Regions from separate parts of the Homo sapiens genome. Here all the other regions are linked to region 1. The links are chromatin contacts, found by Hi-C in ENCODE. All regions are on one chromosome and are shown on one strand. Each heading gives the region's core, a stretch centred on a gene start or an enhancer-like site at or near the end of the contact. The rest is flanking DNA. Distances are from core to core; before and after follow the strand shown.

Region 1 (3,650 bases), core at 542-3,041:
AAGTTAGGGTGATTTGCATTATTTTAAATTCTGTGCATAAAATTACACTTTTGAAAATATCCACTTAAAATTTGCATAAATTTTTGTAATATGCGAATATACTGATTTTAACTTTTTTTTACAAAGCCCAGCACGATTTATGTCACATCAGATACTCACTAAAAAGTTGTTAATAAATTAAAGAACATAAGCTGATGATGAAGGCATAGACCGTTTCCAGAAACCATTCTCATCAAATCAGACGGATCAGATTCTTCTATCTTGGGCATTTTGGGTAAATGGAGCCTTCCAGATTTGATAAGGATGTTTGCCACAATGACAGGGCAGAAGGGTCACTTGTGTACTTCATCCACCAGAGCTGGCATCACAGCCCTGTTTCCACCTAACACAGCTGAGGGACATGAGATGCTTCCCAGTTGCACGACCTCATTGCCGTCATGACTCCTATCCAGCTCCCCTAAAAGTCAGCCAAGGAAATTCAGCCTGCAAAAGCAGCCCTCCTACTGGAGGTTTTAACATTTTAATTAATCAAAATGTTCTCTGCACCAGAAAATGAAATGTATATGTAATACTGCCTTTGCCTCTAACACCAATGTGACAATAAATAAAGATGTCCTTACGTGTAGGATGCCTTCTCCTTCTAGAAAACAGAATACATAAAACTTGTAATGTCAGTGGTTTGTCATTGGGGGATTTGGTTGAAAGAATTGTTTTGCTACCATTTTCCTTGCTATGGGTGTTTCTTTTGGATTTTATGGCCTTTAAAAAAATATATGATGAAGAGCTTAAAGATTTCATTCAAGGTGCTTACAGATATACTGTACCCTCAAGTTTCCAAGGCCAATATGTTCAGATATGTTCAGCTCTGTGTCCAGCTGCAGGGTCTGAAGAGGCCCTGGACCACAGCACTGGAAGACTTGGCCATGGATCTTGAGTCTAGCAGCACTCAGAGAGGAGTAACCCATCTCCAAAGAAAAGTCATTGCTTGCCCTTCCTATAGAGGCAATAAACACACTGGAACCTGGTTGATTCCCTGATGAGATGCAAGTCCACTGGTAAGTCTATCTGCCTTTAAAAGTCAGAACGCCACAGCCAGGGGAAGGCCAATTTTTCCAGAGTGCCTGAGACAGCCAGACCTGCCAGTTGTGGACAGCGTGTGACCTAGGGCTGCCTTTCCAGTGAAACGACCAAACAGACTTGCGACACGAGGCAGAGCACCGTCTGCTTCCCATTCCACAGATTAAAAAGAAAAGTATTCAGCCAGGTGCAGTGGCTCACACTTGTAATTTCAGCACTTTGGGAGGCCAAGTTGGGAGGATTGCTTGAGGCCAGGAGTTCAAGACCAGACTTGACAACACGGTGAGACCCTGTCTCTACAAAAAAGAAAAAATTAGCTGGGCATGGTGACATGCACCTGTAGTCTTGGCTACTTGGGAGGCTGAGGCAGGAGGATCACTTGAGTTCAGGAGGTCAAAGCTGCAATGAGTTATGATCGCACCACTGCATCCCAGTTTGGGTGACAGAGAAACCCTGTCTCTATTGTTTTGTTTTTTTTTTTTAAAAAGAGGAAGAATATTTTTTAGAAACTAAAGGATTTAATTTTGTCTGAAAATAACATAATGGTAGGTCCCTGATTTCTTCTCTGCCCTCTCACCCATCCTTCCCACCTCTGCTCTACCCTGACAAATGAGAAGGAAAATCCTTTATGGAAATGTTCTTTAAAAATATGTCTGTTTCTTCACAAAAGCCTCACAAAACAAAACTGAAGCAAGTGAGTCATAAATGGTAAACCACAGTCTGCATGACTGGGCCTTGAGTTATTTTTAATCCCACTAAAAACGGAGACCCATTTCACAAGTAACCTTCTCTTCAATGAAAGGGGTAGCAGTTCTACTGTGTTCTCTGCTGCAAAAAGGAGGAAATAAAAAAAATGCAGTCGGTCCCCAAATCCAATTATGTGATTGCTCTCACCCACTGTGTAATCTGTGACAGTCACCGACCAAGTCCCATCAATTTATCTGGCACTGACTGAGAAGTTACTCCACCCAGGACCTGTGCTTCCATAGTGACTTCTGCTGGAGAAGCAAGGAAATGTTCAGAGATGGCTTTTCAGCTGGGAACGTTGTTTTCTTCCCACGATCACCTGTTCTCATGCCCTGCGTACTGAACGTGCTTGAAGCTATCATTTCTCAGCTGCACTTTCTTCTCTTGATTTTGATGCTTCTGAGTCTACTCATTCCCCTTCATTTCCATTTCTTTATCCACAAAACAAAAGTAAAAAGCAGAACAAGAGAGGCTTCACCATGATGTGCAGGACAACTGTCTATTTCCGTATGGGAACAGGAGCTCCTCAGGAACGCTCCTCTCTCTGACAGCAGGCACTCAGCACATGCTGTTTCTTAGATGCCAAGTCATATTGCTCCTCAGACATGGGCATGGCCTGTCTGCTGCACTGTCTTCTGTTTCTCATACCCTTATTATCCAGAATTCATAAACGAATATCTGCAGTTTTCTAATTTTAGCTATTGGTCTTCCCTCATCACAAGCAGTCTCTTAACCAATTTTATATAAATATGGGAGATGAAGCACACAAGAGTCAGAGATTGTCCACTGCTTAGTGGGCTATCGAGAGGGTTAGAAGTTGAATGAAGAGCCTTGGATGCCCCACACCTGTGTACTATCCAATAACAGTAGCCACTAGCCACACTACAGAGCACCTGAAATGTGAAGCGTGCAAACTGAGATGTGCTATAGTACCTCCTGGATTTTGATCACTTAGTAGAAAAAGCAGAATGTAAAATATCTCCTTAATAATTTTTTGAATCTTGATTTACATGTTGAAATGATGTTTTGGATCTATTGGGTGAAATAGAATATGTCGTCAAAACTAATTTTACTTGTTTCTTCTGATTACGTTAAATACGGCCAGTAGAAACTTTCAAACTCTGTAAGTAGCCAGCATTCTGCTTCTGCTGGGATGGTGTGTGTCCAGAAGAGTGCTGAGCCCATGGCCTCTCTCCAGACCCACCCTGGGTGCAGGAAGAGGCTGGGTGGCTGGATCCAATTAACATGACTCTTGTGGAGTAATGATAACAGGGCTTGAGTAGCCTGGATTACACCCTGCCCCAGAAATCCAATAACAGAAGGCGTGAAGACAGGAGGTCATGGACAGTCTAGAGGAGCGGAAGAGTCTGTCTGGGGGATGACTTGGGTGCTTGTGTTGGTTCCATGGTTCATTTGCCCTGAGACTCTGAGCCATGTGTTTGTCTGGCTTATAACTGATGCTCAACAAATACCTGTTGAGTGGATGAATGAAGGCTGAATGAACGCACGCAGGCCAGAAGGCAGGGATATTTTTCATTTACTACAAAAGCAAAGAATGACTTTCAAAACTAGGTTAGGAACTGTTCAGAGTTAGAGCCACTTTCTCTAAAAGTGTCGCTGCCCAACCCCAAATCACTCAATGCTAAAGGAGTGTGCGGCAACCCAGCTGCTGTTTCCTTACCAGGTCTTGTGTCCTGGCAGGGAGGACTGAGGGAACCGAGTTTAGGAGTCTCTGGACTCCGGAGGGCATCTTTCAGGCATTCCTCTCCAACCTCCAGGGGACAGCCAGATCCTTGGGGCTCCGGCTGTCAGGCTTTACAACAGCT
Region 2 (3,649 bases), core at 1,142-3,641, 3.1 Mb after region 1:
ACACCGCATATAGTATAAACAATAAATTTGGGGCCAGGTGTGGTGGCTCACACCTGTAATCCCAGCACTTTGGGAGGCCGAGGCGAGCAGATTGCTTGAGCTGAGGAGTTCGAGACCAGCCTGACCAAGACAGTGAAACCCTATCTCTGCTAAAAATACAAAAATTAGCCAGGTGTGATGGCACGTGCCTGTGATCTCAGCTACTCGGGAGGCTGAGGCAGGAGAATCCCTTGAACCTGGGAGGCAGAAGTTGCAGTGAGCCGAGATTGCACCACTGCACTCCAGCCTGGGCAACAGAGCAAGACTCTGTCTCAAAATAATAATAATAATGATAATGATAATAATAATAAATTTGCAGATCTTCAGGTATTTAGCACGTTTCTAAATTAGAACTGTCCTTTTTTTTTTCTTTTTTTGAGACGGAGTCTTGCTCAGCCACCCAGGCTGGAGTGCAGTGGTGCGATCTCCGCTCACTGCAAGCTCCGCCTCCCGGGTTCGCGCCATTCTCCTGCCTCAGCCTGCTGAGTAGCTGGGACCACAGGCACCCACCACCAAGCCCGGCTAATTTGTGAGTGTGTGTGTGTGTGTGTGTGTGTGTGTGTGTGTGTGTGTGTGTGTGTTTTTAGTAGATACAGGGTTTCACGGTTTTAGCCAGGATGGTCTCGATCTCCTGACCTCGTGATCCACCCGCCTCGGCCTCCCAAAGTGCTGGGATTACAGGCCTGAGCCACCGCGCCCAGCCAGTACTGTCCATTTTTAAAAGGTGATGCTTACTGAAATGATATCTCCTTCTGGTGTTCCCATAGACAATAAATAAACTCTTCTAGGCCTTGTACTTCCCCCAGCACTTCCATAGGCATCTGCTGGATGGTCCCTCACTGGGCATCAGCACCACACAGAAGGGAGGTGGTCTCCATAGTAATTAATGTGAATGAGGAGAGTCAGCACACCAGTGGTCTAGCCAGGCTAAAATTTCTTAAAAGGAAATGGCGAACTGATTTTCTTTGTAAAAATTCAGGCCCTGCTCTTTTTCTTTCTTTCTTTCTTTCTTTTTTTTTTTTTTTTTTTTTTTTTTGTGGCCTGGCCAACTGTCCCTCCCTAGGCAAAAGTGGACTTGGATTTCTTTTGTTTCAGCAATCATTATCTGCTACCTTTACTCTAAAAATGCACTTTCCACCTGTCCCCATCTTCTACTTAAGCCTAAGGGATTACAAAAGGACTCATGTTTACCACTATATGTTGAATCAAGGAGTATCAACAAATTGGAAATTAGCCTAATCCCTTAAACTTCATATAATCTGTTTCCTTCATTTTGCTCCCATCTCCAAATATTTCATTCAGTACCAAAGTCCCCAAGAGAAAATGGATTCCTTCCTAGCTGGACCTGGGGCATCTGGCCAGATCCCCATCATGTTTCACCCCAAGCTACCCCTTAATCCCAGATGGAGCTTTAGACTCCTTTGAGAGAGATGAGGCCTGTCAAGAACTGTAAAAGCTCTGGAACTTTCTCCAACTTACACTGTTAACTGTTTCATTGATGCTGGCAGAAGACATAAGACTCTTGGGTCAGAGACAAAGGATTTTATTACTAACAGCACAGCACAGCAAACAACATGAGCATATTTGCACTAGTTCCCTTCCCCATACACAACACAGGGATGACATGATAGTCCTAGATGATACCTGCGCATGCAGTGGGTTGCATTACAGGAGAGGAACCCAGGGCTAAGGGCCCAGCCCTTGAGCAAGCAGCAAATAAGCCAGTCTTTCTCCACTTTGACCTGCTTAATTGCCTGTGTGACTAACCAGAGAAACCATTCAGTATCAGGAGACAGATCAGTCTTAAAATCCAGTACACTCGGCTGGACGCAGTGGCTCACACCTGTAATGCCAGCACTTTGGGAGGCCAACGAGGGCGGATCACCTGAGGTCAGGGTTTCAAAACTAGCCTGGCCAACATGTCTCCACTAAAAATACAAAAATTAGTCAGGCGTGGTGGTGGATGCCTGTAATCCCAGCTACTCGGGAGGCTGAGGCAAGAGAATAGCTTGAACCCAGAAAACGGAGGTTGCAGTGAGTTGAGATCACGCCACTGCACTCCAGCCTGAGCGACAGAGTGAGTGAGACTCCGTCTCAAAAAAAAAAAAAAAAAAAAATCCAGCACACTCAGCAAGAACAGGCAGGGACCTTCAGGGTCCATGGTGGGCTGCCTTTCCCAATAGGACCCACATACTTCTCATTATTCTGATCTTTCCTTCAGAATTACCTAGTCCAAGGGAGTACAACACTGAGAGCTAGTGGCCCTGGCTAGCTGTTAAAGACTGCGAGAAAAGTACTACTAGTTGCTGAAGGAAAACGGATTGTGGGATGTAAATTTGTCTCCTTATATTTAAACAAAAACACTCAAAACCCTCTTCCCCAACCCTTCTACTGTTTCAGTTCCTACTGGTCTGTTCTGTAAGTTCTCAGTTCCTGTTAGATTGTAATACTGAAAAAGAAACCCTGTCTACCCTCTAAGTTGGATGGAGAATTCAACATAAATAAGAAAGATATATCTACTAAGCAACTGAAACTTAATATGTCCAAAACCAAACTTCTGGACTTCTTCACACACCATGCTGTCTTCTCCCATACCTTCCCCTCCATAGAGAAGGTAACCATCATCCTTCCAGGCGCTCCTGCCAGCAGTCTCGGAATCAGGCTTGATTCCTCTTTTTCTCTCCCATTTCATGGCTTGCTCAACCTCCCAGGCTATCCAGAACCTGAGTGGCTCCCTTCCTCCATGATGAAGCCACCATCACTTCTTGCCTGGATTGTTGCAGTAGCCTCCAAACTGTTTTTCTGCTTCAGTCTTTACTTTCTCACACCATTCTCAATTCAGCAGCCACAGGGTCCTTTCCAAATGGAAAACCACATCATATCTCTTCCTACTCAAAACCTCCCATTGACTCCTAACTCATTCAGAATAGAAGGCCAGCCAGGTGTGGTGGTGAACACTTGTAGTCCCAGCTACTCAAGAGGCTGAGGGGAGGACAGCTTTAGCCAAAGAAAGAAGAAGGAGGAGGAGGAGGAGGAGGAGGAAGAAGAGAAGAAAGCTAACTCCTTGTAGTGACGTGCAAGGTCCTACATCTCTTTGATCTGATTACTGTCCTCTCACGGCCTCCCCATGCCCCACCCCCCAATACCTGGAACACAAATGCCCATGCCTGGCCCTTGGCATATGCACAACCCCTCCCTCCGCCCGGATGCCCCCTCCACCAGCTGTCCACGGGGCTTATTCCTGCTGCTTCTTCAGGGCTCCCCTACCCCAGCATTCCCCATTGCTTTATTTGTTTGTTTGTTTTGAGACAGAGTCTCACTCTGTCGCCCAGGCTGGAGTACAATGATGCAATCTTGGCTCACTACAACCTCCACCTCCCGGGTTCAAGCGATTCTCCCACCTCAGGCTTCTTAGTAGCTGGGATTACAAGCGCCCACCACCGTGCCTGGCTAATTTTTGTATTTTTAGTAGAGATGGGGTTTCGCCATGTTGCCCAGGCTGGTCTCGAACTCCTGAGCTCAAGTAATCTTCCCACCTAGGCCTCCCAAAGTGCTGGGATTACAGGCGTGAGCCACCATGCCCAGCCCCCTGTGTTATTTTTATCCATAG
Region 3 (3,751 bases), core at 73-2,572, 3.7 Mb after region 1:
TGATACTCCCTCCTTAGCCTCCCAAGTAGCTGGGACTACAGGTGCATGCCACCATGCTTGGCTGATTTTCGTATTCAAGTGTCAGTACCACACAATTTTAATCACTGTAGCTTTAAAATATATTAAAATATCTGATAGGGCCACTCTCCTCTTATACCATTTTTTTAAGATTTTGTCTGACCTTTATTGTTTGTTTGTCCTTCCTATGAAATTTAGAATTCATCAGTTTACTTTTAAAAATCCTGTTGATAGTTTTATTGGTAACATCAGTTTTGATCACTTATATTTTCTTAGAAAATTATCTATTCCACACACAGTAAATGTTTTTTTCACCAAAATCTCACTTATTAACTTACTGTTTAACAACAAATGTATGTTGACTCTCCTCTTGTTTTCTTGGTAACATTTGTACACAAATTGTCTATTTTCTTCAGCGAACCAGCTCTTGGATTTGTCTACCAAATGTGTTGTTTTATGTTTTCTAATTTATCCATTTTTTGCTCTTGACTTTATAATTTTTTCCCTTTGTTCCTTTTAGGAAAAAATAAATTAGAAGAAAAAAATCATTGTATATAAGAAATACCTGTTTTCAATGTAAATGAAGGTTTTATTTTTCATTTATTCACTGAATAATTTTTAAAGCCTCCATGTTCTGAATTTGGTACTAGCCAGTAAGAAAATAAAAATATCCTTTATATAGGGAAATAGAAATCATTCCAGCATATAAATGCTATCAGAGTCTCAGGAATGCTTTTCTGGAACATTCCAAAGCTGAATTGGCAGGCTCTGGCTTTTCTCTGGCTCGCATCCTCACCACCTGGATGGTTTCCCTAGTTATGATCTCCCTACCCATAATGGAACAAGAGTTCTTAGAACTGGGGTCGGCTGGGCACAGTGGCTCACGCCTGTAATCCCGTAATCCCAGCACTTTGGGAGGCTGAGGCATGGGGATCATGAGGTCAAGAGATGGAGACCATTCTGGCCAACATGGTGAAACCTGGTCTCTACTAAAAATACAAAAATCAGCCAGGTGTGGTGGCACACACCTGTAGTTCCAGCTACTCGGGAGGCTGAGGCAGGAGAATCGCTTGAACCCGGGAGGCGAAGTTTGCAGTGAGCCGAGATGGCGCCGCTGCACTTCAGCCTGGTGACAGAGTGAGACTCTGTCTCAAAAAAAAAAAAAAAAAAAAAGAGAGCTGGGGTTAATCATTCACCTGCATTGACCTGAGATGCCTTAGTCATGGTTAGTTCTCCCACACTTGTTCTTCAGAAACCTCTGAAACCACACCCTTGTGAGGTAAGAGGCCTTCCAGTCAACAAGTCATGCAGTTCTCTAGCTACCAGGGAAACCTGATTAGATACTAATAACAGGAACCTCTCGGCCAGATGGCATCCACTCACCTCTGTGCAGGGGTCAGGCATTTTAGTGTGCACTTCCTCAAACAGTCTAACCATTTCTCTTATGTGTTGTGCATGGTGTCAACCAGAACGAAAACTTCCCACTCTACAAGTGTATAAGGCAGTAAAAGATGCTGCTTTCACCTATGAGTTTCTGTAGCACACATGCTTCCTCTTCATGGCTTGATACCAGCACGGTGGATCCCACAAGGGCGTTTTAGCTTAGAGTCACTGCCCTCTAATGTTAGAGGTTAGAAATCACCCAGAGGCTGGTCCAACCTCTTTGCAAAGAGCAGATTGCTCAAGGACACAGGCATCTGGGAGAAGAGGGTGGTTACACACCCTTATTCCCAACACTTGCCATTCCCATCATGCCCCATATTTCTCATCTGTCAAAAACAGGAAGCAATAGCGTTATTGAATACTATTAGTGTGAGTACTAAAGAAGAAAATATATAATGTGCTTAGTGCAGTCACTATACAAAATTTAGGAAGTGTAGGCTTAAAAAATATTTTATTAAAAATGAGGTTTCACTGTGTTGCTCAGGTTGCACTAGAATTTCTGGGCTCAAGGGATCCTCCCACCTCAGCCTCCCACGTAGCCGGGACTCCAGGCACAACACCATGCCCTGCAGTGTAGGCTTACATTTTAAAAAACGTTTCATCTGGAATCTTCAACACTTCAATAGTCATGGTGTCCCTGTGTTCCTAGAACCAGATGGTAAAGAAAATAGAACAGTCTTGGGTTGCAAAAATTTAGGTATTTATCTCAGAAAACCAATGAGCTGGCTACATTTTTTTCTGCCTAAAAAATGTTCAGAGGTAGCAATCTGGCTGTAATCAGAGATGTATTTCATAGCAAACTTAGAGTTTTTACTTGGATATCATGTTAACTTGCATAGCATCTAAAACAGCACAGATTTTTATTCAATTTGCATAATATTGAGAAAAAGGTCAACTTTCCATACAAAAAATATCATTTTTGTGGATTACCGCTGGGAGGTGCTATGAAGGTAACAGGGTAGTTAAAGCCCTCTCTGGAATTCTTTTCTTCCACTACTGAACATCTTTGTGGTTTCTCTTAAAACAATTCAAAGCAGCAAACGTTTTTAACCAAAGCTTTAAATAAATTAAGCCCTGGGCCATTTTACAACTTATTTTCTACTCTCCCGCCTTCCAGCATGAGCTTAACAAGAAAATTTCAGTATCGAGTTCATAGAGTTTTTACCGTGGTGTATCCTCTGGTGACCTTTCAGTATTCATCTGACATTAAGCAATTGGAAGTCCTTGTCTGAACCAAGGATCGGTGGACTTTTTGGCACCAGGAGTTTTCCTCTTCAAAAATAATAGATGGGGCCACGGTCTATTGAAAATACATGGGGAAAAATGAAGTCCCCCTAAAAATGAGAATGTTAGATGCTAAAAAGAGATAAAAAAAACCTATCCAGATATGATAGGAAATAGTACTGGCTAAGGAGGACTTGAAATAGCTTTTGACTACCATCTTCTGCTCCTTAAACTGGTTACCCAGTGTGGCTCACCCCGATGTCGTTTGAATATCCTCTTTTTCCACATAGATGAGACTCCAAAAGAATGTGCAGTGAATGGACAATGCCTGTGCCTCTGCTTATGTTGAGACAATGACCAATGTTGGTTGCTTGTATTTGGAGCACAGTGAGGAGTGGGCAGTGGATTTGGCAGACGTAGCGCAATTTGTTTATCCATTCACCTGTTGAATTTGGGTTGTTTCCCATTCGGGGCAATTAGAAATAGAGTGCTCTGAGCATGTGCGTTTGTTTCTCTTGATAAATACCTAGGAGTGTAGTGTCTGTCTCATATGGCAGGTGAATGTTTAAGATTTTAAGAAAATGCCAAACTCTTTTCCAAAAGGTTTGTAACATTTTACATTCCCACCAGCAGTGTATGAGGATTCCAGTTGCTCTATATCTTCACCAGTACTTGGAATGATCTGTCGTTTTTTTTTTGTTTTGTTTTGTTTTTGAGACGGAGTTTCCGCTCTTGTTGCTCAGGCTGGCGTGTGATGGTGCAATCTCAGCTCACTGCAACCTCCGCCTCCCAGGATCAAGCAATTCTCCTGCTTCAGCCTCCCGAGTAGCCGGGATTACAGGCATGTGCTACCACGCCCAGCTAATTTTGTATTTTTAGTAGAAATGGGGTTTCTCCATGTTGGTCAGGTTGGTCTCGAACTCCCGACCTCAGGTGATCCATCTCAGCCTCCCAAAGTGCTGGGATTACAGGCGTGAGCCACCGTGCCAAGTCAGAATGATCAGTCTTAACTTTAGTCATTCTAATAGGTGGGTAGTGGAACCTTACTGGGGTTTTAATTTGCATT

What was found. Hi-C counts contacts between places; a loop is a spot of excess contacts on that map. Pooled maps may share reads with other maps.
Region 2: a loop to region 1 is called in a map with no recorded cell type, with 5 times the contacts of the local background. The contact joins two enhancer-like sites. A Hi-C loop is called at or near these places in 2 of 37 single-sample maps with no recorded cell type and 2 of 50 pooled maps.
Region 3: a map with no recorded cell type shows a loop between it and region 1 (25-fold over the local background). The contact joins two enhancer-like sites. A Hi-C loop is called at or near these places in 2 of 37 single-sample maps with no recorded cell type and 1 of 50 pooled maps.

What each region holds. Positions count from the first base shown.
Region 1 is chr18:5,973,425-5,977,074 of GRCh38, forward strand. The region is part of intron 16 of L3MBTL4 (L3MBTL histone methyl-lysine binding protein 4); the gene reads right to left. All of the region lies in intron 1 of LOC121725015 (a long non-coding RNA gene), which reads left to right. Among named protein-coding and RNA genes, the nearest start is that of TMEM200C, 80 kb to the left of the region's middle. Within about 2 kb of position 1,792, at least 2 of the 41 ENCODE cell types and tissues checked have a DNase peak (open chromatin) inside an H3K27ac peak, as active enhancers do.
Region 2 is chr18:9,059,865-9,063,513 of GRCh38, forward strand. LOC124904243 (a long non-coding RNA gene) reads right to left here. Exons shown (of 2, transcript XR_007066278.1): 2 at 1,567-2,894. Among named protein-coding and RNA genes, the nearest start is that of NDUFV2, 41 kb to the right of the region's middle. Within about 2 kb of position 2,392, at least 5 of the 41 ENCODE cell types and tissues checked have a DNase peak (open chromatin) inside an H3K27ac peak, as active enhancers do.
Region 3 is chr18:9,672,054-9,675,804 of GRCh38, forward strand. No RefSeq gene overlaps it. Among named protein-coding and RNA genes, the nearest start is that of LINC02856, 28 kb to the left of the region's middle. RefSeq lists an enhancer at 1,348-1,397. Within about 2 kb of position 1,323, at least 16 of the 41 ENCODE cell types and tissues checked have a DNase peak (open chromatin) inside an H3K27ac peak, as active enhancers do.